Linked DNA regions of Homo sapiens: regions 2, 3, 4 and 5 are each linked to region 1. A link is an interaction called in ENCODE POLR2A ChIA-PET data of the cell type or tissue named here. Cell type or tissue: MCF 10A. All regions are shown on one strand. Each heading gives the region's core, and the rest is flanking DNA. Links, peaks and the distances in the headings are about the cores only.

Evidence for each region. ChIA-PET counts read pairs that join two places held together with the same protein. Peaks named below come from ENCODE experiments on the same cell type or tissue, not always from the same donor. Only the 100,000 strongest peaks of a DNase experiment are listed, where the experiment ranks them.
Region 2: POLR2A ChIA-PET joins it to region 1 with 24 read pairs; 15 of 35 experiments call an interaction of 5 or more read pairs at or near these places.
Region 3: POLR2A ChIA-PET joins it to region 1 with 13 read pairs; 33 of 35 experiments call an interaction of 5 or more read pairs at or near these places.
Region 4: POLR2A ChIA-PET joins it to region 1 with 18 read pairs; 3 of 35 experiments call an interaction of 5 or more read pairs at or near these places.
Region 5: POLR2A ChIA-PET joins it to region 1 with 12 read pairs; 3 of 35 experiments call an interaction of 5 or more read pairs at or near these places.

What each region holds. Positions count from the first base shown.
Region 1 is chr20:50,150,907-50,155,710 of GRCh38, reverse strand. PEDS1-UBE2V1 (PEDS1-UBE2V1 readthrough) reads left to right here and starts at 1,988. Exons shown (of 8, transcript NM_199203.3): 1 at 1,988-2,194. The coding sequence starts at 2,074. PEDS1 (plasmanylethanolamine desaturase 1) reads left to right here and starts at 1,988. Exons shown (of 6, transcript NM_199129.4): 1 at 1,988-2,194. The coding sequence starts at 2,074. RefSeq lists a silencer at 1,555-2,234. In MCF 10A, for the core only: a CTCF peak has its summit at 3,214 (motif pointing right); DNase peaks (open chromatin) are centred at 1,910 and 3,210.
Region 2 is chr20:50,083,090-50,087,893 of GRCh38, reverse strand. It overlaps PEDS1-UBE2V1 (PEDS1-UBE2V1 readthrough), which reads left to right. Exons shown (of 8, transcript NM_199203.3): 7 at 3,640-3,765. It overlaps UBE2V1 (ubiquitin conjugating enzyme E2 V1), which reads left to right. Exons shown (of 4, transcript NM_001032288.3): 3 at 3,640-3,765. Among named protein-coding and RNA genes, the nearest start is that of UBE2V1, 28 kb to the left of the region's middle. In MCF 10A, for the core only: a CTCF peak has its summit at 2,232 (motif pointing right); a DNase peak (open chromatin) is centred at 2,263.
Region 3 is chr20:50,098,577-50,103,380 of GRCh38, reverse strand. The region is part of intron 5 of PEDS1-UBE2V1 (PEDS1-UBE2V1 readthrough); the gene reads left to right. All of the region lies in intron 1 of UBE2V1 (ubiquitin conjugating enzyme E2 V1), which reads left to right. Among named protein-coding and RNA genes, the nearest start is that of UBE2V1, 12 kb to the left of the region's middle. RefSeq lists an enhancer at 3,456-4,119. In MCF 10A, for the core only: no CTCF peak of the experiment used is centred there; no DNase peak of the experiment used is centred there.
Region 4 is chr20:50,427,911-50,432,714 of GRCh38, reverse strand. It overlaps the pseudogene RN7SL636P. Among named protein-coding and RNA genes, the nearest start is that of PTPN1, 80 kb to the left of the region's middle. In MCF 10A, for the core only: no CTCF peak of the experiment used is centred there; DNase peaks (open chromatin) are centred at 1,834 and 3,194.
Region 5 is chr20:50,420,947-50,425,750 of GRCh38, reverse strand. No RefSeq gene overlaps it. Among named protein-coding and RNA genes, the nearest start is that of PTPN1, 87 kb to the left of the region's middle. In MCF 10A, for the core only: no CTCF peak of the experiment used is centred there; DNase peaks (open chromatin) are centred at 2,420 and 3,080.

The DNA.
Region 1 (4,804 bases), core at 348-4,347:
CGGAATTCACCAGGACTTGGGTTGCAACCCATCCCTGCCACTGGAAGGTGGCTTTTCCTTCCTGGGAGCAGGTGTGGGAAAGAAACGGAGGGAGCATAGGCCTGGGTGGGGACAGTGGCTGTCTATGGTAGGAACACTCAGGAAACAGCCCTGGGGTGACTGGTAGTGCAGGAATCCAGGACTTAAACCCTCAGAGAACCTGGATTCTGGAAGGGGATCTTACCTTCCCTCTCTGCTCCCCCAGCACCTTTCAGGACCTTCCACAGCCTCTAGGGAGGCTCCTATGTGATCTCACTGTATGGATTTTTTTTTTTTTTGAGACCAAGTCTCACTCTTGTCACCCAGGTTGGAGTGCAGTGGCGCCATCTCGGCTCACTGCAACCTCCACCTCCCAGGTTCAAGTGATTCTCCTGCCTCAGCCTTCCAAGTATCTGGGATAAGTAGCTTGCCTAATTTTTGTATTTTTAGTAGAGACAAGGTTTTACCATGTTGTCCAGGCTGGTCTCAAACTCCTGGCCTTAGGTGATCCACTGGCCTCGGCCTCCCAAAGTGCTGGGATTACAGGCCTGAGCCACCGCGTCCAGCCTGTATGGAATTTTTTTTTTTTTTTTTTGAGACGGAGTCTCCCTCTGTCGCCCAGGCTGGAGTGCAGTGGCGCGATCTCGGCTCACTGCAAGCTCCGCCTCCCGGGTTCACGCCATTCTCCTGTCTCAGCCTCCCGAGTAGCTGGGACTACAGGCGCCCGCCACCGCGCCCAGCTAATTTTTTGTATTTTTAGTAGAGACGGGGTTTCACCGTGTTAGCCAGGATGGTCTCGATCTCCTGACCTCATGATCCGCCCGCCTTGGCCTCCCAAAGTGCTGGGATTACCGGCGTGAGCCACCGCGCCCGGCTGCCTGTATGGAATTTCTATGAGAAATTATTGCATACTTTGTTGTCGGTTAGACCTGGGGTAAATCCCTGCTGCTGTCATTTATCTGCCGAAGTATTAGACGCATCTGGCTGAGCCTTAATTCATTCATCAAGCATTTATTGAGCTTCTACCATGTTCCAGCCCCGATCCTGGCACGGGGGCCCTGCTGTAAACAAAGCTGTTCTCTGCCCTCAGGAGCTTGCTCTCTGATAGGAGAGACAGGGACTGCAAGCTCAATCCCCACCAGAAGCGCTGTGAAGACAAAACAGGGTGATGTCACAGTGACTGGAGGAGGGGGCACCTTTGAGCAGGGTGGTGGTGGTGGGGCTCTCTGAGGAGGCAATACCATTGGTGTTTAAGAGTCAAATAAATGTTGCTCGTCTAGCTCTTGGTCCAGCACCTGACAGATATTAAGCGCTCAGCAAATCTCATAGTGACCCTAGTTGTCATTTTCATTAGTTTACTGTCCTCGCCACCGGGAGAACATGAGCTGGGGAGGATGCGGGGCAGGCTCGACGTTTCTCCTCTTTGGGCGCACAGCACAGAGCTGGCACACAGCTGATGAACACATGGCACCCGAAACCTCTGCACACAGTAGGGCTTGATAAACCAGCCCACTCTCCATCGGCCTCGCTAGGGAGCATCGTACAGAGCACCCGCCAAATGCTTCCTGGCCTCGGCCCCAGCCCGGCGCCCTGCCCTCGCGTTCCTTGCACACAGTGGGCGCTTAACGCTGCCGGCTCAAGAAATGCCCATTTCTGGGCCCTGCCTCGGCCCATTGCATGGGCCCGTGAACCGAAGCCTAGCTGGGCGGCGACGCGCCGCGAGCTCCCAGTGGGCTGGAGCCGGGAGCCCTGCCGGGGCTGAGCTGGGAAGGCGGGCACGCGCCTCCGCCCCAAGCTTCCGCGCCCAGCTGCGTCCAGCTGCGTCCCAGCCTCCGGCTCGCGGCGGTTGGCTGCGGCTCAGCGACGTCCGATTGGCCTGCGCGGCTCCGGCGCGAGCCCCGATTGGCTGTGACGCGCGGCCGGGCGAGGACCCCGCCCGCGCCGCCGCCGCGCCCGGCGCTGGGCGGTCATTGGGCGGCGTGATCTCGCCGCGGTTCCGCGGCCCTGCCGCCGCCGCCGCCAGCAGAGCGCACCGGGCCGATCGGGCGAGTGGCCATGGCGGGCGCCGAGAACTGGCCGGGCCAGCAGCTGGAGCTGGACGAGGACGAGGCGTCTTGTTGCCGCTGGGGCGCGCAGCACGCCGGGGCCCGCGAGCTGGCTGCGCTCTACTCGCCAGGTAAGACCTCTGGGCCCCCCTCCAGGCCTGCGGTCACCAGCCCCGGCTGCGGACAGCGACCCCAGACTGGAGTCCCAACCTCGGGCCCAGATGCGGAACTCCAGCCCGGGTGTCTAACTTGCAAATAGCAAGTTCGGGGACCCCACCCCAGTGTCCCTTCCGAACCCAAGCCAGAACCTTGGCCCCGGGGTTTCCTGGCTGCAGAGACACTCCCCAGATCAAGAAATTACCATGAGCTCCCTGGGCGACAAACGGAGCTCCCATCGGACCCGCAGATACGGAATCCTAGCCCCGGGGCATTCTCGGTTGTGAAGAGTGCTCCTAGACTTAGAACCCCACCCCCTCATCCCCCCAGGACCCGGTCCAAGCCCAAAGCTGCCCTTCAGCTGTAAGCACTGCCCTCAGGCCCCTAAAAGTCACACCTCATCCTGGGTTCCCCAGATCTGGAATCTACATCCTAGTACCTCCTCTGTGCCCTAGCCCAGGCCCTGGGCTGCAAACAATGACCTCACCTCCCTAACCTGGGAATGTCAGCCCCTCTGCCCAGGGAACCCTAACTCAGGGGCTTCCAGCTGCACGGTACCCCCCACACCCTTCCCCCAAAACCCCATCCTAGTGATAGCTTCAGTGGCTACAGACCGATATCCTCTCCCCAACCCTCCAGTGGTGAGCATCAGTCCTTGCCCCATATTCCTGGATCCCAGGCAGTGAGGGGACTGAATGTACCCCACTGTAAGCTCCCCTGTACATAAGCCCCAACTCTAGCTCTTGCCCCTCCCTCACATCCATGTATTGGCCCCTTCCTTAGGACTTGGGACTGGAACCCCCATATTCCCCAGACCAGATCATAAGTTGGAGTTCACCTCTCCCTCTCTGTCCCTTTCCCTCAGGCCACGGTTTCTCCCTAGCTTCTTCCTGCTTTGCTCACTGTATATGCTCCAGCAAGCACCCCCCCTACACCCACTTTTGTGACTCCTACGTGAGCCCTAGGAATTTTACTGTTTGGCCTCAGGAGGGCCCTATATCCCCAGGAGTTAAGGAAGTGCCTTTGAGAACTCCTGGTTCAGGTGACTGGGAGGCACCTCTACCTGGGTGTCACCATGGAATGAAGCTTTGTTTGTCAAATATCCTGACATCCTTCCTTTTTCTGTGGGGCAGCCACCAAGCACCACATGCAGCCCTTGCCTGGAGTGGGCCTGGGGTCACTAGCACCTTAGCTTTCTGCCCTCACTGGCCTGGGTTCCATGCCGTCTCTTCCTTAAAAGGCGGCATGGCCACGGACCATTTGCATTTCCTCACTGGGTCCTAGACCACTCCATTCTCTGTATGTGATTTTTCACACCTGACTTGGGCACCTGGTCCATGCCGCTATGGTTTCTTCAGGCCTATACCCAAGACACCCAGCCTATGGACTTAAAACCTCCTGCTCTCCTGGGGGTAGGCCAGGGTTAACATCCTGACTCTGTTATTCAGCTGTATGACCTGGTCCAAGCCACTTTCCGTCTCTGTTTCCCCTTGGTTTCCTTGCAAGTTAAAGTTTATCTGCCCCTTCGTGTTAGGAAGTGGAAATGAGATCGTCCACTGGCATTCAGTAGGCACTCCCTGTTGTTGTGTGGGTTTTTTTGTTGTTTTTTGTTTTGTTTTGTTTTATTTGTTTTGAGATGGAGTCTCACTCTGTTGCCCAGGCTGGAGTGCAGTGGCGTGATCTCGGCTCACTGCAAGCTCCTCCTCCCGGGTTCACGCCATTCTCCTGCCTCAGCCTCCTGAGTAGCTGGGACTACAGGCGCCCGCCACCATGCCCGGCTAATTTTCTGTATTTTCAGTAGAGATGGGGTTTCACTGTGTTAGCCAGGGTGGTCTCGATCTCTTGACCTTGTGATCCGCCCACCTCGGCCTCCCACAGTGCTGGGATTACAGGCGTGAGCCACTGTGCCTGGCGCCTCCCTGTTGTTAACAGTAGTCTGACCTTTGCTGTGGGGGATCCGCCTCACCTCTCTGGTCCTCAAACTCCCCACCTGGGAATTGGGGATAAGGATTCAAGGGCCTCCCTCTTTAGTGTCCAGCTCTGCCTGCTCCTGTGAACCCTACCTACTTTCAGACAGCCCAAATCATTCCCAGGCATTCTGAGCCTCCCCAGGGATTGCTGTTTCCCCACTCCACCACGATCAATTGCATATTTGTCCATTTCTGGTTTCCCCAAGTGCCCTTCACTCTCTGAAGAACAGCCATGCCTGAATCAGAGTCTGCAGACAGCCTGGTGCCCCAAATCTGCAATCAAGGCCCTTTATCTCCTCCAGACCTGGAGGTAGGGGAGGAGACTTGCCAAACTGGTTTCTCCAACTTCCTTTCCACTGGCCTCTCTGCTTCTATCTGCTCACTGTGTGATCTTGGGGAAGTATTTGACCTCTCTGGGCCTGAAAAAGTGAGAGACCAGGCTCAGTGCATATTGAACACCTATGTTCTAGTCCATGTTCTAGGCTCTGGGGGCAGAATGGTGAACAAGACAGAAAAAAATGGAGCTGGCCGGGCGCGGTGGCTCACACCCGTAATCCTAGCACTTTGGGAGGCCGAGGTGGGTGGATCACTTGAGGTCAGGAGTTCGAGACCAGC
Region 2 (4,804 bases), core at 480-4,479, 68 kb after region 1:
TCTTTCGTATGTGTGTGTGTGCCCAAGGAGTGTCCCTCGGCCTTTGAGAAGGCTACGAAGTCTCCGGGTTATATGAATATGCCATGTTCATATAGTCCCTTGCAAGGAGACATGTAGATTGTAGTTATTTTTGCTATTGCAGACAGTGCTTCACATTTTGTGCACAAGTTTGCGTCTCTCTGAAGGAAATTGCTAGGAAGGGGCCTGCTGGTCTGAGCATGCCCATTTCACATGTTGATGAGCACTGCCAAACGGCTCCACAAAGCATGAGCCATATCAACAAAGTGGAAAGTGTTTGTTTCATGATCAAATAATGAATCTTAAGAGCAGTATTTCTCACAGACGCAGAATGTTCCAGCAATTCTCCTTCAGGCACATTTCCTTTGCTGAAACCTTTTTAGCAGGTCCCTGGAGCACTCATGAACAAAATAAAAAAACCAGAAACCCTGTAACCCTGGTTTCTATTAAAGTCTAGCTTGGGGCTTTTTTTTTTTTTTTTTGACAAAGTGTCGCAATGTCACCCAGGCTGGAGTGGAGTGGTGCAGTCTCGGCTCACTGCAACTTCCACCTCCCAGGTTTAAGCAGTTCACCTGTCTCAGCCCCCCGGTTAGCTGGGACTACAGGCACCTGCCAATATGCCTGGCTAATTTTTGTATTTTTAGTAGAGACAGGGTTTCATCATGTTGGCCAGATGGGTCTCGAACTCCTGACCTCAGGTTATCCACCCACCTCGGCCCCCCCAGATGCCGAGATTACAGGCGTCATCCACCGCACCCAGCCTTAGCTTGGGGTTTTTTGTTTTTTGTTTTTTGTTTTTGAGATGGAGTCTCGCACTGTCGCCCAGGCTGGAGTGCAGTGGCGCAATCTCGGCTCACTGCAAGCTCCACCTCCCGGGTTCGTGCCATTCTCCTGCCTCAGCCTCACAAGTAGCTGGGACTATAGGCGCCCACAACCACACCCGGCTAATGTTTTGTATTTTTAGTAGAGACAGGGTTTCACCGTGTTAGCCAGGATGGTCTCGATCTACTGACCTTGTGATCCGCCTGTCTCGGCTTCCCGAAGTGCTGGGATTACAGGCGTGAGCCAGCTCACCCGGCCTTAGGTTGGGGCTTTTAAATGACCCTTCAGGTGTGTGTCTGTGATGACTTGAGGCTTTTTTTTTTACTGTCTTCCAGTGAAATTACCAGATGAATATCAGTGGTGAGAAATTTGATTCCTTAAAATGTAAGGAATTTCATTCTTGAATTGTGTGACAAAACCAGGGAGCATGATTTTTGCTCCATTCAGGATCTATTCAGTCAACACTGAGTATATAGTTGTTGATGGAGACTATGATAGGTTCTGAGGATGGATCTGTTATATTCTCCATAAATCTGTATGTGAGTCATGCCTTTGTTTGCTTCCTACTTGTTCTGTTTACTGGGTTTTTTTTTTCTTTGAGGAAACACCTTAATTGCAATGAGGTGTTTATTTTATAATATAAAAGTGTGAAGAGAAACATTCAACAAACATTTGAGTACCAATTCAGTTGAGGGCCCCTGTCAAGGCCCCCACCCTCCTTTTTCTGTGTTTAGTGAGGGTGTCTGATGCATAACTGAGCCTCAGTTGGGAGGGGCTGAGGGGATCGGGAACACTTCCAAGGGGAAGCAGCTGGGGTGAGAGCCCCAAGGTGGAGAGAACTTGGCAAGGTTGAAGAGGAATGGTGGGCAGGGGAGGGAGAAGAGTAAAAGAAGAGGCAGTTAGGGCTGCCCGGGTCAGTCTGGGAACTTTGGCTTCCTCTTCAGGTCACTAGGAGCCATCAGAGGGTTAAGCCAGCAGAGACAGCTTCCTGTTTTTAAGACGTTGGTCTGGCTGCTGTGCCGGGAGCAAGAGAGAAAGAGACTTGGGGGAGTTCAGAAGAGGTGACGGTGGTGGAGGAAAGTGGATGGATATGGGGTCTCTTTCAGAGGTAGAACAGTGGGGTCTCTTTCAGAGGTAGAACAGTGGGACCTTCTGACCACTGGCAGGTAGAGGGTAAGGGAGAGGGGAATTGGGTTGCCTGCTAGTTTTTGCTTTAGCTAACTGGGTAGATGCTGATGTCATTCACTGAGGAGGAAGAGGGCAGGTTGAGGGTAGGTAGAAATTCACAGTTTTGGTTTGGTTGTAGTTTGGGATCCCTGTGGACAAGAAAAGTTTCCATGGGTATATTATGAATGCCTTCTGAATCAAGGGTTTAAATCACATCCTCTGATTTATTCTCCCCAAAGACCACTAGATGCCGCTGTTTACACGGGAGCAATTATGCAGTACAAGACTCCTTTCCTGAGGAGAGGGCACGGATGCCGGAGAGGGTACTGATGCCGGAGAAGGCACTGATGCCTGACAGGGGAACCCACAGAGAGGGGAGCCCCTGCCTTTGAGGGGGTTACTCTTTACTGGGAGACATCACCCTTCAGTGTGGTCTTCAGACACATGTGATAGCAGTGTGACTTCATATGGGATAGAAAGCTAGGGACTAGGTAGTGTTTGAGCTGGGTCTTCAGGGTTGCAAGGCATTTCAGGTGGGGGCAGGACGCTCCAAGCAGAAGGAACAGCCGGGCAACAGAGCGCATCTCCCTGCTTATGGGGTAGATGGTACAGTGAAGAGGTTATTGGCATAGGGGGTTGGACTTTTCAGTGTTTCTCAACAAAGGCACAGTTAGCCTTTTAAAGAAGGACGGTTTTTGGCTGGGTACGGTGGCTCATGCCTGTAATCCCAGCACTTTGGGAGGCCGAAGAGGGCAGATCAGCTGAGGTCAGGAGTTCGAGACCAGCCTGACCAACATGGAGAAACCCTGTCTCTACTAAAAATACAAAATTACCCGGCCATGGTGGCACATGCCTGTAATCCCAGCTACTCAGGAGACAGGAGAGTCACTTGAACCCGGGAGGCGGAGGTTGCGGTGAGCCGAGATCGCACCATTGCACTCCAGCCTGGGCAACAAGAGCAAAACTCTGTCTCAAAAAAAAAAAAAAAAAAAAAAGACTGCTTTTCCCTGTGCTGCCTCACCCATTGAATGCCAGTAATCTCTCAGGTCAGACTACCAAAAAAAAAAAAAAAGACTGCAGGGAGGGATGGAACACCCCAGTTGAAATCCCTTACCCAGTGCCTAACCCCGGAGTGATGGAGAAGGGGGAAGCAGCTCTGAGTCTGCACCCCTCCCTCGTCTTGTCTTAATTTTGAGGTTCTCTAAAGCAGTGACCTGTTCTGTGCTTTAATACCACATAGTGTTATTTAACTGATTGGCTGATGATCCTGGTGAGTGGACATTTAACTCGGCTTCCTAGAATAGAGAATGCCTCTTACCATTCCCCAGAGAAGGACTGCAAAGTAGAGAAATTAACATAAAAACAGGTCCCTCTGATTAGACTTAATACTAAAAACTTCACTGGTACTAGCTTAAATGCTCCATCTTCTTTGTATTCCCCCAAGGCCCGGAAGTCATATAAACTAGTGTAGGAACTAGTATAGAACTGCTGACCTACCACAGAACAAGTAGACTCCATGCTGGAAGCAGATGTACCAGTTCTACAGTCAGGGATAAATGGGGTTTCACAAGCTCTACCTTTTTGAATGCTTTGTTTGTAATTGCGTGACATCTCCGTACTCTTTTTTTCCAGACAATTTATGAAAACCGAATATACAGCCTTAAAATAGAATGTGGACCTAAATACCCAGAAGCACCCCCCTTTGTAAGATTTGTAACAAAAATTAATATGAATGGAGTAAATAGTTCTAATGGAGTGGTAAGTTGTTTTCTCTGTCCCACTTGTTCCTTGGAGTTGACAGTTGCTTTGTACTTAACATCAGGAGCTTTTAGACTGGGCCCAATTCCTAGGTTCTTTGGTTATTTGTTGATAAACTGTATCACTGTGCATAGGAGCACAGATTTGGGATGGGGCCTGTTTCCCAATTATATCTGGCGATCACTCATATAGCACTTACCCTGGGCTAGTTCTGTGCTGGTCGCTTTGAAATATGAGCTCTTTCCTCATGCCACCCCAGTGAGGTAGAGATGAGGAAACTGAGGCACAGACGTGGAAGATCTTTCCCAGGGCTACACCTTTACCCCCCTGGGCCTTATTTGTGAACCACTGGCATGTAATATTTTTTTCCTTTAATGGCCTTGCTTTTTTATTTTTACTACCATAAATGAAAAACCTGTCTCAGTTGTCATAACTGGGCAATAATGGCAACAGTAAATATTACAAAAACAGAGCAATGTTAATAAATCTTGACTCCATGTGTCATTTGCCAAAAGCTTTGAGCCTTTGAGGCCTGCTCTCCTGTTCAAAGAGGAGATCAGCAAGTGTTGAAGGGATGCTACACATGTTAACGTCACGCCAAGCCTTCGTCTTTGAGATACTCAGAAGACTGGAAAATTGAAAAGAGATGAGCTTTGTTACAGTGTGTTTAGTGTTTAATCCTGAATCTGAGTTCCACCTAAAGTCCTGAGCCCAGAGCTCAACCTGTGCTTTGGGGAATTTATTTTGGGAAATGCTGCCTTAACCTGAGAGGTGCTGGCTCTGTGGCAGGCCCTTGTCACTGGAGCAGGTGTCCTGGCCACCCTTTGCCTTGGCTGTCCGTACTGCCCTGCATGCACATCTGTCCCCCTGACCTGGGCGCAGTGAAGAGGACAGGTCCTGAGCCCGGCAGCCGCCAGCCCAGCAGCGGCCATTATTGAAGAGCCAAGTAGGGCTGGGTTGAGTCTCACCCAAGTGTCAGTACCACCGTTTCCTTATCCCAGATAGTAATGGTTCAGGGCACAAAAGGGAAAGGCAGGCT
Region 3 (4,804 bases), core at 474-4,473, 52 kb after region 1:
CCTTTAATAATCCTTATAATGTTAGACTCCCAGATAATGGTGCTGTGAATGTTTCTCTCTTGTATTTTCAAAAATAAACCAGATTAGAATTTTGTGACATTGAGCGTTGTTCATTCTGAAATACTGTTCCTAGCTAATACCTAGTCATTCATTAATTCTTTCAATAAGTATTTGGGTGCTTACTCTAGAGGGCAAAACACCCTGACACATTGGAGATTCAGCAGTGAACAAAACAGATGAAGTTTTACTCTCATGGAGCTTATGTTCAGATGGGAGACAGACAAGAAACAACCAATAAAGTGAAAATGAATATATTTACAATGTCGAGTGGCAATGAGTACTATGAAGAAAAATAAGGCAAGATAAGGGAATGGACAGTTAGACCCTTGGTTGAGGACAAGGGAACCAGTCAGCCATTCACAGCTCTGGGACAGAGAATTCCAGGGTGAGGGACTCACAAATACAAAGGCGGGATGTAAGGATGCCTCTTCAGAAACTTAGAGAAGGACTGGTGTAGCTGGAGGAGGATGGGGGAGCAAGGCAGAGTGGCACAAAATGATGTTGGCGAAGCAGGTGGGGCTCTCTCGGCCAGGTGACAAGTTTGGGTGGATTGCGGGTGCAACGGGAGGCCAAGAGTAGGCTTCTGGTAGGAGAGCGAGGGCACCTAGTTTACCTTTAAGAGGATCGTCGGCCGAGCACGGTGGCTCACACCTGTAATCCCAGCACTTTGGGAAGCTGAGGCCAGCGGATCACCTGAGGTCGGGAGTTCGAGACCAGCCTGACCAACATGGAAAAACCCCGTCTCTACTAAAAATACAAAATTAGTCAGGCATGGTAGCGCATGTGGGAGGTAATATATCCATTACTCTGACCTGTCTTTTAAAAACAGAGTGGTAGACCAGGTATCCTTACGTTAGTGATTCTGGGTCATGACACCCCAAGATCATTGGTGAGAGTACAATGAACATGCAAGGATGCATACAAGGTTGCTTTTGTGTTTGTTTTTTAGAAAATGAGGTTTGCAGACCTTTTGTCCTTTTTTACTCGATTTAAAAAATTTTCAACAGGTATTTATCTGAAGTACTGGGTACAGGCCAGTTTTTTTGTTTTTTGTTGTTGTTGTTTTTTGAACTACCACCACAGTCATGCAAATGAATATGAGCTGTTGAATTAATTACCCTATCTTCTACATCTCTTCTACTTCCCATCACGCAGGCCTATAAGAAGTTTGATGCCACATGTTCGGTCACAGTGTTTGCTCTAGGCAAATGCTTCTGGCTCTATATCCTGAGACGTTAGCAGTAGCACACCCCAAAGCTGATCATTACCTAGGAGACTTGGATATGCCTTATCTCTTGCCCTACTCTGAGCCTTTTGCAGCTCCCCCCGATTACCCTTAAGGTAAAGTCCAGTAGTAACATGGCTCCAACCTCTTCATCTTTTGTCAGATTTCAGAGAAGGCTGTGAGCCCTCAAAGGCTAAGTAACAGTGTCCTCTGGTAGGTTCTGTTTCTCGTGCTTTGATATGGTTTTATTTCATTGCCCTTTGTGTATATCTTGTTTCCACACTGACACCTTAGACTGTGTTAGGGAGACCCCAGTTTTTATTTTGTTCATAGCCCCTAGATTGTCTAGCAAAGTGCTGGATAGGTATTGGATAACTATCACACTGAGAGAAGGTGTGTGTGCCTATATGTTACTGATAATTTATGTATAGGGAAATTTTGACAAGCAGGTAAAAAGCCAAGCAAACTTTTTTTCACTGTGGTCCTGAAATGTGTAAAATTTTTTTTTTTTTTTTTTTTTTTTTGCTTATAAATGTGAAGTCCAGTTCTATACACATTAAACATCATGAGAATTGCTTGAACCTAGGAGGCAGAGGTTGCAGTGAGCTGAGATTGCGTCATTGCACTCCAGCCTAGGGAACAAGAGCGAGACTTTGTCTCAAAAAAAAAAAAAAAAAAAGTTCTTTGAGGTCTTCAATGATTTTGAGAGTATAAAGCATTCTTGAGAGCAAAAGGTTTGAGAACTGCTGTTCAAATGAAATAAATGTTTATTGTAATTGTTCAGTAGATAGCAGTTATAGATATTTATATGTATATCACAACTCCTAGTTGCAATACAGATAGATATTGGCCAGTCCAAAGTTTTTCATTTATTAAACTGTTTCTGGTGCTGGCTTTACAACTTGAGTCAGAATCAAATTGTCCTATAATGCAGGAACAAAAGAAAGCTGACCTTTCCCTCTGTGGGTCTCAATTCCTGTTCCAAATCCTAGCCTAAAATAAATTGACCTGACTTATTTCTTTGGTTCAGTTGTATGTGTGGGCTTTGCACACTTGTTTTTAAGTAATCGAATATCTAATCCAGTAGAAATGTATGTTGGAAGTATAGGATTAATTACTAATATATTTTGCCCTACTTCACAAGTAAAAATTAAATATCAGAAAATTATAACTTGAATTCACTGTTTTGAAACTAATAGCAACAAGCTTGTGATATTTGAATGTTAGGATTTCCTAATCAGATCTGATTGTTAGGTGAAAAGGTAACCTTTCAGCCATAGAGAAGTTCTTTGCTTAAGTTTGCAAGAGGAATAGTCCTACTATAAATAGTCCAGCTGACATTTAAATACCTGACATAAGAAACTAACACATTTTTTTGTCTTGCCAAAAAGAGCAACTCAAAATAGAGGTCACTTGTGTAATACAGCTTCCATTCAGTAATGAAGGGCTTAACTGTAGAAGCTGTTATACTTTGCCATTTATTTGACAGTCTTAACACTTTTTTTTTTTTGGAGATGGAGTCTTGCTCTGTCACTCAGGCTGGAGTGCAGTGGTGCAACCTCAGCTCACTGCAACCTCTGCCTCCAGGGTTCAAGCAATTTTTCTGCCTCAGCCTCCCGAGTAGCTGGGACTACAGGTGCACACCACCACGCCCGGCTAATTTTGTATTTTTAGTAGAGACGGAGTTTCATCATACTAGCCAGGCTGATCTTGAACTCTTGACCTCATGATCCACCCACCTCGGCCTCCCAAAGTGCTGGAATTACAGGTGTGAGCCACCGCGCCCCGTCTTTTTTTTTTTTTTTTTTTTAAATAGAGACAGGTTCTTGCTCTGTTGCCCAGGCTGGAATGCAGTGGCGTGATCATAGCTCACTACAGACTTGACCTTCCAGGCTCAAGCAGTCCTCCTGTCTCAGCCTCCTAAGCAGCTGGGACTACAGGTGTGCACCACCACACCCAGCTAATTTATTTATTATTTTTTGTTTATTTTTGGTTTTTGAGACAGGGTCTCACTCTGTCGCCCAGGCTGGAGTGCAGTGGTGCAGTCTCGCCTCACTGCAACCTCCGCCTTCCTGGCTCAAGTGACCCTCCCCTCTCAGCCTCCTGAGTAACTAGGACTACAGGTGGGCACCACCATGCCCAGCTAATTCTTGTATTTTTTTGTAGACATGAGATTTCTCCATGTTGCCCAGGCTGATCTCGAACTCCTGGCCTCAGACGATTGTCTTGGCCTCTCAAAGTGCTGGGATTACAGGTGTGAGCTGCCATACCCAGCTGACCAAGTTTTAGTAACATTAAAATCATTGTCCATTAAAAGTTAGTCACTTAAGGAATGCCGTTAAGTGAGATTCCTACTCAGAGAAGAACCCTTGATCCTTATTGAGATGAAGTGCTGGACAACCAAAGCCCTAAAGAAGCTGAGGGAGCTTGGCTTATGGATTCCTAGGGGAAGGAGCCTTCTGGACAGCAGGAATGACAGTCGCACAGGCCCTGGGTAGGTCCTTGCGTGGGGGTGCAGTTGAAATGGTTCCTAATTGGTTTTTTGTTATGCAAATAACATGGGATTGTTGTAAAAAAATCAGGAAATAGAGAAAGTAGGGGGAATCATCCATAATTCTTTTACCCAGAGATAACAGCTGTTAACATCTTGTTCTGTATCCTTACCAACTCTATAAAGCTCCTTAAGATGTCACTTATCATCTATATGAGTTTGCTAGTGCTGTCATAACAAAATACCATAGACTGGGTGGGGCTTAAACAACAAATTTCTCACAGCTCTAGAGACCAGAAGCCCAAGATCAAGGTGTCAGCAGGTTTTGTCACATTCTGAGGTACTGGGAGTTAGGACTTAAGTATATAAATTTGAGGGGAACACAGTTCAGCCCAGCCCATAGCACGATCTGTGAACAAGTACCTCAGTCATCAGCCTTCCTATCAATATGATTCTTTTGATGTTCATTTTTATTAGTGCAGGCTTGTAAATTAACCAGTAGTAATGTAGTGACTTTTCCCCCGCTAGCCTAATTAGGATTATTAAAGATTTAGATTGAACCCTTTCTGAACAATAGTTGTGTTGTCTGGCTTTTTGCCTATAATGTCACCACTATCTTTCAGTTTTATGTTTGCTACAGGAGACTTAATCCAGTATAGCTGAATAATCCAGTTGGCTGCTGTGCAGATGAAAATGCCAGTGTTTTCCAAACAAGCAGTTCAAGTATGCTTGCAGGTTTTGCTGTTTCCTTTCAAATACCATATGTAGTACTATTTAATATTTTTCTTGTAATCAACTGACTCTTTTGCTTACATTTATTTTAAAGGAAACTTTTACCATTATTATAAATGGGAAGTTAGTATATTACTTACCCTAAATAAGTTATTCTTAAACATAAATACGTGACTGTAAAACGAAGTGTTCAATCACATACCACCGAAAGTCCTCTAACATACCACTACCAACTCTGTCCTTCAGTTGCTTGGACCAAAAACCTGGGAGCTGTAGTTGACTCTTGTCTCTCACAC
Region 4 (4,804 bases), core at 311-4,310, 280 kb before region 1:
TACAGCACAACTGAGAAACAGCCAGCAGCCCATTATGGCTGGAGCAGGATGGGGAGAGGTGAGCACAGGAAAGGGAAGGGGTGGCAGATGGTTCAGGACCTAGAGGACCTGAATTTTGGCCTGGGAGGGGAGGGTGGCCTATGGAGAGTTTTTAAAAATTTATTTTTATTTATTTATTTATTTATTTATTTATTTATTTTTTGAGACAGAGTCTCACTCTGTTGCCCAGGCTGGAGTGCAGTGGCACGATCTCGACTCACTGAAACCTCTGCCTCCCAGGTTCAAGTGATTCTCCTGCCTCAGCCTCCTGAGTAGCTGGGATTACAGGCACATGTCACCACGCCTGGCTAATTTTTGTATTTTTAGTAGAGACAGGGTTTCACCATGTTGGCCAGGCAGGTCCCGAACTCCTGACCTCAGGTCTCCCAAAGTGCTGGGATTACAGGCATAAGTCACCATGCCCTGCCTGAAGGGTTTTATTTATTTGTTTGTTTGTTTGAGATGGAGTCTTGCTCTGTCACCCAGGCTGGAGTATAGTGGCACGATCTCAGCTCACTGCAACCTCTGCCTCCCAGGTTCAAGCGATTCTCCTACCTCAGCCTCCTGAGTAGCTGGGACTACAGGTGTGCACCACCACACCCGGCTAATTTTTGTATTTTAAGTAGAGATGGGGTTTCACCATGTTGGCCAGGCTGGTCTCAAACTCCTGACCTCAGGTGATCCGCCCACCCTGGCCTCCCAAAGTGCTGGGATTACAGGCGTGAGCCGTCATGCTCAGCCCATTGGAGGGTTTTAACAACAAGGTTCTCTGTTGCTTCACAGTCTCAGCCTTCTCCCCATTTGCAATTCTGCGTCTGTGTGACTGAGTGGTGTTGGGCTTTCCATCTGATTGTGAGTTGCTAGAGGGGGCAGCCACATTCATCCTGATCTGCAAATATCTGTGTCTGCCTCTTAGACTGTGTTGGTCTTAGGCTGGGTGCCCCCAGAAGCAGACACCGAGGCAAGGATTCAAGTGATTTGTTTGGGTGGTAGTCTTAGGAAGTAAGGGAGTAAGGGAGTGGGGACATGAGACACAGATGAGAAGACACACACAGGGGACATTTTTGAGCAAGTTACTGGTCTGGGCAACTGGGGCTCGATTCCACTGGGGAACTCTGGGAGCCAGTGTAAACATGCCTCCAGGCTATTTCCACCAAGGGGCAAGGAAACCGGCGTCTTCCTCCATCACCTCCTGTCAGTGGTTGGTTAAGGGCAGCTGCCAGGGGCATGATCTCTCAGGTACTCCGCTTGTCCTGCATGGGCTCAGTGGGGTGTGGTGGCCAGAGAAAGCCCTTGGCAAAAAGATGGAGGTGCTGGCGGCCTGAAGCCTAGGCCAGTGAACAGGACTGGTGGGTGCAGAGGGGCGTGGCTGCCGCGGCCACAGGGTGCAGTCTGTACTTCAGTAAATGAGCCACTGCTCACCAACAGAACAGCCTCTGGATGCGGATCAGGCCCAGGCGCCACTCCCTCTTGAATTTTTCACAAATCCCGGGAGTTCCTCAGGGGGTTACCTTTCGCTTCAGTCTCTTGGTTTTGTGTGGCTGAGATGGAAGGTTCTGGAAGCCTGGCCTGCCATCCTAGAAGGCTGGGGCTCACCACCTCCTGGGAATTGAGGGAGGAGAAATTTGGAAGTAGTTCCCTCAACAGTCCCCGCTCTTGTCTCACATGGACGGATAGACAGACAGATGGGCAGCTCTGATGGTGTGGGCCCTGCATTCCAGGAGCAAAACCCTTCTCTCCCTCCCCCACCGGGGAGAACTGGACCGTATTCAGATGGCACCATGCCCTCCACCCACCACCCGGAAACTGGCCTTGCTGGCAACGGGTGGGTGGGGAGGAAGGCTGAACTGTTGGGGCTTGTTCCCGGCCTCGGGAGCGGGGCAGGCGGCAGGGGTGAGTTGCAGGGATGGGCTGAGGTTAGAGATTCCTCTTGATGAAAATCCCTTGCCCCACAAATGGGCCTGTGTGGACAGAGAGGGCGAGTGATAGGAAGATGCGGTGAGGGCAGAGAGACGCCTTCCAGGGGAAGAAATCAGAGAATCCTGCCCAAGACCTGGAGCCCGCGAAGCCTCCCACCTCCTGGGGCACCAGGTGAGGGGTGGGCAACCTCTCGTGAGACCAGGGCTCCTCGCCCACAGCCCTGTTGATTCTTTCTGGCAAGGGCCGTGTTGTGCGCTGTAGGGTACCGAGCAGCATTCCTGGCTGCCACCCACTAGGGCCGGCGGTTGGCTTCCTCTCCCAGTCGCGGTGATTGAAAATGCAGGGCTGGGCACGGTGGCTCACGCCTGTAATCCCAGCACTTTGGGAGGCCGAGGTGGGCGGATCGCTTGAGGTCAGGAGTTTGAGACTAGCCTAGCCAACATGGTGAAACCCTGTCTCTACTAAAAATACAAAAATTAGCTGGGCGTGGTGGCGGGCGCCTGTAATCCCAGCTACTCAGGAGGCTAAGGCACGAGAATCGCTTGAACCCAGGAGGTGGAGGTTGCAGTAAGCCGAGATCGCCCACTACACTCCAGCCTGGGAGACAACGGGACCCTGTCTCAAAAAAAAAAAAAGAAAAAGCAAAAAGAAAAAAAAATGCCTCCGGGCATTGTCAAATGTCGCCCAGGGTACAAAAGTGTCCCTGGTTAAGACCCACTGCACTAGACCCGCTGAAGAAAACCCCTTAAACCAACCAGACAGGGCTGGTATGGGCTGGCATGGGGACTTGCATGGGGCTGGCATGGGGACTTGGGACTGCTCCCCCTTCCACCCTCTACTGCTTCTCTTTACTCCTTCCCCAGATTGGCAGATCTGGTTCTGCTACCCTCCCCCTGGGATCATTTGGGCAGGGGCTTAACCTCTCTGAGCTCCATTTTCTCATCTGAAAAATGGGCCTTAAGAGGCCTTCTTGCACAGGCCCATTTGGAGTGATGATTATAATCATAACGTTGATGGTAATAATAAAACAGCTCACAATTTCAGAATGCCAACTTTGTTCCAAGCCCCGTGGTAAGTGATTTACATGTCTCAACACATTGAGGCTTCACACCCAGTGTGTTAGGCTGGGGCTGACAGTGCAGACACCCACTGCCCATGCCCGGGCTGCTAACTTGCTATTTTCCCCTCCTTAGGGTGTCACATTCCACATTCCAGCCAGTGGGAAAAGGAAAGGGGGAATGGCATACCCTTTCCCTTTAAGGTACAACCTAGGCTGGGCACAGTGGTGTGAGCCAGAAGTCCCAGCTACTCGGGAGGCTGAGGCGGGAGAATCACTTGAGTCCAAGAGTTCTGGGTTGTAGTGCGCTGTGTCAATCGGGTGCCTACACTAAGCTCAGTATCAACATGGTGATCTCCCTGGGAGAGGGGAACCACCAGGTTGCCTAAGGAGGGCTGAAATGGCCCAGATCGGAAAGGTCAAAACTCCCGTGCTGATCCAGTAGTGGAATCACTCCCGTAAATAGCCAGAACACTCCAGCCTGGGCAACAAAGTGAGACCCTGTCTCTAAAAAAAAAAAAAAAAAAATACAGCCTGGCTGGGCATGGTGGTTCACCTCTGTAACTCTAGGCCAAGGTGGGAGGGTCACTTAAGGCCAGGAGTTCGAGACCAGCCTGAGTAACATAGCAAGACCTCATCTCTAAAAAAATTAAAATTAATAATTAAAAAAATAAAGTACAGGCTGGGTGCAGTGGCTCATGCCTGTAATCTCAGCACTTTGGCAGGCTCAGGTGGGGGGATCATGAGGTCAGGAGATCGAGACCATCCTAGTCAGGTGAACCCCCCCGTCTCTACTAAAAATATAAAAATTAGCTGGGTATGGTGGTGTGTGCCTATAATCCCAGCTACTTGGGAGGCTGAGGCAGGAGAATCACTTGAACCCAGGAGGTGGAGGTCGCACTGAGCCGAGATTGTGCCACTGCACTCCAGCCTGGTGACAGAGCAAGACTCCCTCTCAAAAATAAATAAATTAATTAACTAATAAAATAAAATAAAATAAAATAAAGTACAACCTGGAAATCAGCCACATAGCTTACAGTCACATCCCGTTGGCCAGAACTTGGTCACATGGGTACATCTGACTGCAAGGGAGGCTGGGAAATGTACTTTTTATTGAGACAGTCCTATGCTCAGCTACAAGTTCATTACTATGGAACTAGGGGAAGATACTTAGGGACAACTAACAGTCTCAACCACATTCCATTTCACAGATAGGGAAACTAAGGCACAGCATAGTTAAGTGGTTCCTCAAGGTCACAAAGAGAGTAAGGAAATAAGACAATGTGTGTAAAGTGCCAGGCAACATTTAAGTGCTCAAAGCCAGCCTTCTCTAGCCACGCTCTTCCCACACATCCTTTGAGTATCATCCATTGAAATTTATTTGTTTCAAGGGTCCCCTTTAGAGGAGCATGCTGGAATTTCATGCACCGTGAGGACTGATAAGTTTTCTTCTGCCCTTGAAATCCACACCCTTTAGGTCATCCAGGTGAGATCCACAAAATAACCCAATGGTTTTCAGGATAATTTCTCAAGCAGAGCAAAGGACTCACATGCCCCAGTAGGAGATATGTTGAGGCAAGTTCCCGGCCAGAAAGATTCTCCTCAACTACACGGAAACTGAGGCCCAGAGAGGGGACAGGACTTTGCCGAGGCCACACAGCCAGCTTCTGACAGATCCAAGACTAGGTCCCCAGCCAAGGAGCACTGGCATCTCCCCAGGACCTTTTCCTGTTTGTGTCTCGTGTTAGCAGTTCTCAAATGTCTCATGTTCTGTGATATTTGAGTGTG
Region 5 (4,804 bases), core at 485-4,484, 270 kb before region 1:
ACAACCCTATGTAGCGGATACTATCGTTCCCTCCATTCTCCATATAGGGAAACTGAGGCACAGAGCTAGTCAGTAACATAACTGGGCTGCCACAGTATAGAGCCAATTAGCTTCGGCTAATATAGAGCCAATTAGCAAATGGCTTCGGCCATAACGACATCCATCATTTACTTAAAACGAAGTTTGGCATTGTCAGCCCAGGAGTCCTCCAGCCTAGACCTTGGCCATGCTCACTGTCTTAAGATGGGGGCTGGGATCCTGTATCCCTTTTTCCCAATGGATGTGTCCAAAACAAAAAGGGAGGAACAGCGGCAGTAGTGCCAACTCCTTAGGGAGAGAAAGTCTCCCTGGAGCACTCATCCCCGCTGACTTCTTGTTGTACCTCATTGGCTAGAGTCAGGTCACATGCTCACCTTGGTCCAATCACTGGCAGCTTGGAATGGGTGTGGCATGCTTGACTAGACCAATCACATTCATCCCCTGGGGCCAGGCACTATGGCTGCCATTAACCAGGGTTCAGTTAGTGAGGAACAAGGGAATGGGTGTTGGGCAAGCAGCTGGTGTCATCTGCCCCAGCAGCTGACGTTTACTGAGCATGTACAGTGAGCCAGGCTCTGTCCTAAGCTCTTAATGTGTAATATCTCATCAGGTCCTCTTGTTATTTATTATTATTTAGAGACAGGGTCTTGCTGTGTTACCCAGGCTGGACTGCAGTGGTGTAATCCCAGCTCGCTGCAGCCTTAAACTCCTAGGCTCAAGCAATCCTCCTGCCTCAGCCTCCCCTGTAGCTAGGATTATAGGAATGAGCCACCACACCTGGCTAATTAAAAAAAAAAAAAAAAAATTTTTTTTTTTGTAGAGATGGGGAATCTCGCTATGTTGCCCAGGTTGGTCTCAAACTCCTGGCCTCAAAGGATCCTCCTACCTCAACCTCTCATGCTGTTATTAACCCTGTCTATGAGGAACAACCTGAAACCCAGAAAACTTAAATGACTTGCTCAATCAAGATCACTCACCCAGCAAGGTGACTAGTCTAGAGAGGGTTACCAGATAAAATACAGGATGCCCAGTTAAATTAGAATTTCAGATACACACAAAAAAAAATATTTTAGGAAGCTAAGCAGTGGTGTGAGGGCTCAGGCACACTTCGTCTGCATAATAAGCATGAAGGAGTATCTCTTGGTTCCGCAAAGAATTAGACATTCCCCCATTTTTCATGAAACTTGACCCCTTTTGGATTAGCACTTGTTTTCTTCTTTTTGAAAGAGATACAGTTACAGAGAAATACGTCCCTGCTCTCAGAAAACAACAGTGTATGCATTTTGATGAATGGCACCCGACATTCAGCCTCAGGACCAGGGAGGCAGCAGGGAGAGTTGGGGAGTGTGGGGGAACTGGTGTGTCCACTTCAAATACCCCTGTCCCCAGCTGACGGTTGCCAGGTGGGAATGTGGATTTAGCCCAGTGAAATCTTACAGTGTTTTAAGGGAGGTAGAAATCTGAATTTTTATGTGAAATCTCTTGATTTATGAACATTAGCTCAAATTTAATTAAAATGCCCTGTGGGCCAAAGGAAATCCGTCTGCTGGCTTGTGGGCAGCCGGGGGAAAGCCTCTGCTGATCGGCTCTGGAAGTGGAGGCTGCAACTGCCTCAAAAAGAGGAGCGGAGCAGAGGCTGGGCTGGAGGCAGCCTGGGGCCTGGAGTGTGCTTAGGGTTAGGAATTGCAGCCAGACCTGGGTTCCATTCTCCTCTCTGCCAGGTAACTGCTGTGTGATGGTAGATGGGTTGCACAGCTTCTCTGTTTTCCAAAGCATTTAGAGTAAGTAATTGTATCCATTCTCCTGTGAGGATTCTGCTGAAGGAGCTGACACAGTCGAGGCACCTGGCGTGTAGTGGGTGCCCAACAAACACGAATCCTCTCCCCTCCCCTCCCAGGGCTCACTTAGGAGTTGGGGATTTGAACACTGCTTTTCCAGCTCCCCTTCCCTCCCTCTCCTCACTCCCTCCTTGCTTTCTCCTCCACCTCTTCCTGCTTCCTTTCTTCTCATTTTCTCTCTTCTGTCATTAAACAGTGGGAAAAATTAGGACCAGGTGTTAGGAGACCTGGGACCGGGCCCTGGTGCTATTCCTGTCTTGGGGTGAGACTTGGGGAAAGGCTTTTCTCATGGGACCTTAGTTTCTTCCTCTGTGAAATGGGCAGTTCTGATTGGAGACACAGGTGCACTTCCTGGTGCCAGGGTCGTGTGATTCTGTGGGGCCTTGGGGGTCACGGGGGGAGATGGCAGCCTTGGTGGTGATGGGAGGGGGTGGCTGGGGTAGGAGGCATGAGTCAGAGTGTGCTCTCAGGGCTGAGGAGCAGGAGAACATCCCGGCACATAGCACCCAGTGATTAGCAAACCGCAGGAAGGCAGAAGGCCGAGTCATCAGCGAGCTTGTAAACACTGTCCAAGGAGAGCCAGGCCCTGCTTGTCTGGGATTGGCCACAGGCCCCTCCCAGGGATTTGGGGTCAAAGTTCTTCATAAATCATCCTCCCAGAACACGAGAGCCCCACCCTCCTTCCAGACTTTCATTTATTTATTTATTTATTTATTTATTTATTTATTTAGAGATGGAGTCTGTCTGTGTCGCCCAGGCTGGAGTGCAGTGGCGTGATCTCGGCTCACTGCAGCCTCCCCATCCTGGGTTCAAACAATTCTCCTGCCTCAGCCTCCCAAGTGTCTGGGATTATAGGCATGTGCCACCACACTTAGCTAATTTTTGTATTTTTAGTGGACACGAGGTTTCACCATGTTAGCCAGTCTGGCCTTGAACTCCTGATCTCAAGTGATTCGCCCACCTCGGCCTCCCAAAGTGCTGGGATTATAGGCGTGAGACCCCACGCCTGGCCCCTTCCAGGCTTTCTGTGATCTGACTTCTGCTCACCTCTCCAGGGCCATCTTGAGACACCTTCTCTCTCACCCTTCTCAACTCTTGCCAGGCCAGAGCCTGGTGAGTTTCTGGATATATGCAGCTCTCTTCCTGCCTCCAGCCCTTTGCACAAACTGTTCCCTCTACCTGGAATGTTCTCTCCGTCTCCAGACCACAAGACAAAGTGTCCTTATCATTCCAATTTCAGCTCAAACATCACCACCAGTGGGAAACCCCCTCCCATCCCCAGGTGAACTCAGGTCCTCTTGTGGCCCCATTTACCTTCCCTCCAAACCACTGGCAGCCATCTGGGAGCTGTATTTATAGGCTTTTGTGTTTGCTCAGTCTGTCTCTTCTTTTCCTGAGGGTGGGGACTGGAGGAGTCATTTCTGCTGCCGTAAGTCAGTACCTGGCACAGAGCAGGTCAGCAATGAATATTTATGAGAGGAATGAATTGGTGAGTGAATGAAGTGCTCAGAAGGGTTATGGCAAATCCTCCAGGAGCCAGGGGAGCTCGGCATTCTCTCCATTAGTGATAGCATATCAGCCCAACCCTCTAATATTGCCTCACTGTACTTAGAGGAGAAAAAAAAAATCCAGATTTTTCCCTTGGCCTTCCCGTTTCTCCCAGGATCTAACCTGCTGAACTCTCTGACCTCCTTTCCTACCAGCTGTGCCCGCCTCCCACTGCATCCCTGTCCCAGTTCCAGCCATGCTGGCCTTTCTGTTTCTTTACAATACCAGGCTTGTTTCTGCCTCAAGGCAGCTTGCTTTTCTGTTCCTCGTGTTTGGAATGCTTGTCCCTCAGGCCTTATTATCATTTATATCTCAGCTGTGCTGCCTCCTGAGGGAGGCATTTTCCCACCCTCATTGTCCAAGAGATTACCCTGTTTTGTTCTTTCCCAGGATACATCACTATCTAAAATTGTTTTGTTTATTTACAAATATTTGATTGGCTTTTAGCTGAGTTCATGGCTGTGCAGAATAAACACAGACCTTCCTAGCTTCCCTTGCAGCTAGGTGCAGCCATGTGCCTGAGCTCTGGCCAAGGGGTTGAAATTAGTAGTGTGACAGGTTTCTGGACTGTTTCCTAGAGATTTAGTTGATGCCTGCCTTTTACTCATCATCCTTCCTTCTCCATCCTGTCATTCTGGAAGGCAGACGTGAAGGCCGGTGCAGTGGCCTTCATCTTGGATCATGAGAAAGTGGGGCCCACACCTAGAGATGGCAGACTGGTGTCCAGGAAGAAGCTGAGATACTGAGAGCTTCATAGAGTTACCAAATCCATCCCAAACTGCCTACATCTGGACTTCATTCACATGAGAGGAAAAGAAACTCCTCTTTTATTTCTTAATTTTTTCCAAATTTGGTTTACTACATTTTATTATGACTACATTTGTATGTCCCCAGGCAGTACAATCTGATATAAAATGTCAGCTAGAATACACACTGGGTCTTTTAATTTTTAAAATTTATTTGTATTTTTATTTATTTATTACTTTTTTGTTTATTTATTTTATTATTATTTATTAATTTTTTGAGGTGGAGTCTCGCTTTGTCGCCCAGACTGGAGCACAATGGTGCGATTTTGGCTCACTGCAACCTCTGCGTCCTGGGTTCAAGTGATTCTCCTGCCTCAGCCTCCCAAGTAGCTGGGATTACAAGCACCCGCCACCACACCTGGCTAGTTTCTGTATTTTTAGTAGAGATGGGGTTTTGCCATGTTGGCCAGGCTGGCCTCAAACTCCTGGCCTCAGGTGATCTGCCCACCTCAGCCACCCAAAGTGCTGGGATTACAGGCGTGAGCCACCAGGCCCGGCTGGGTGTTTTGATTTTAAAATGTAGTCTATAGGGCTTTATCAACTCTGTCCAGAATTTTGGTTGGAGTTATTAGA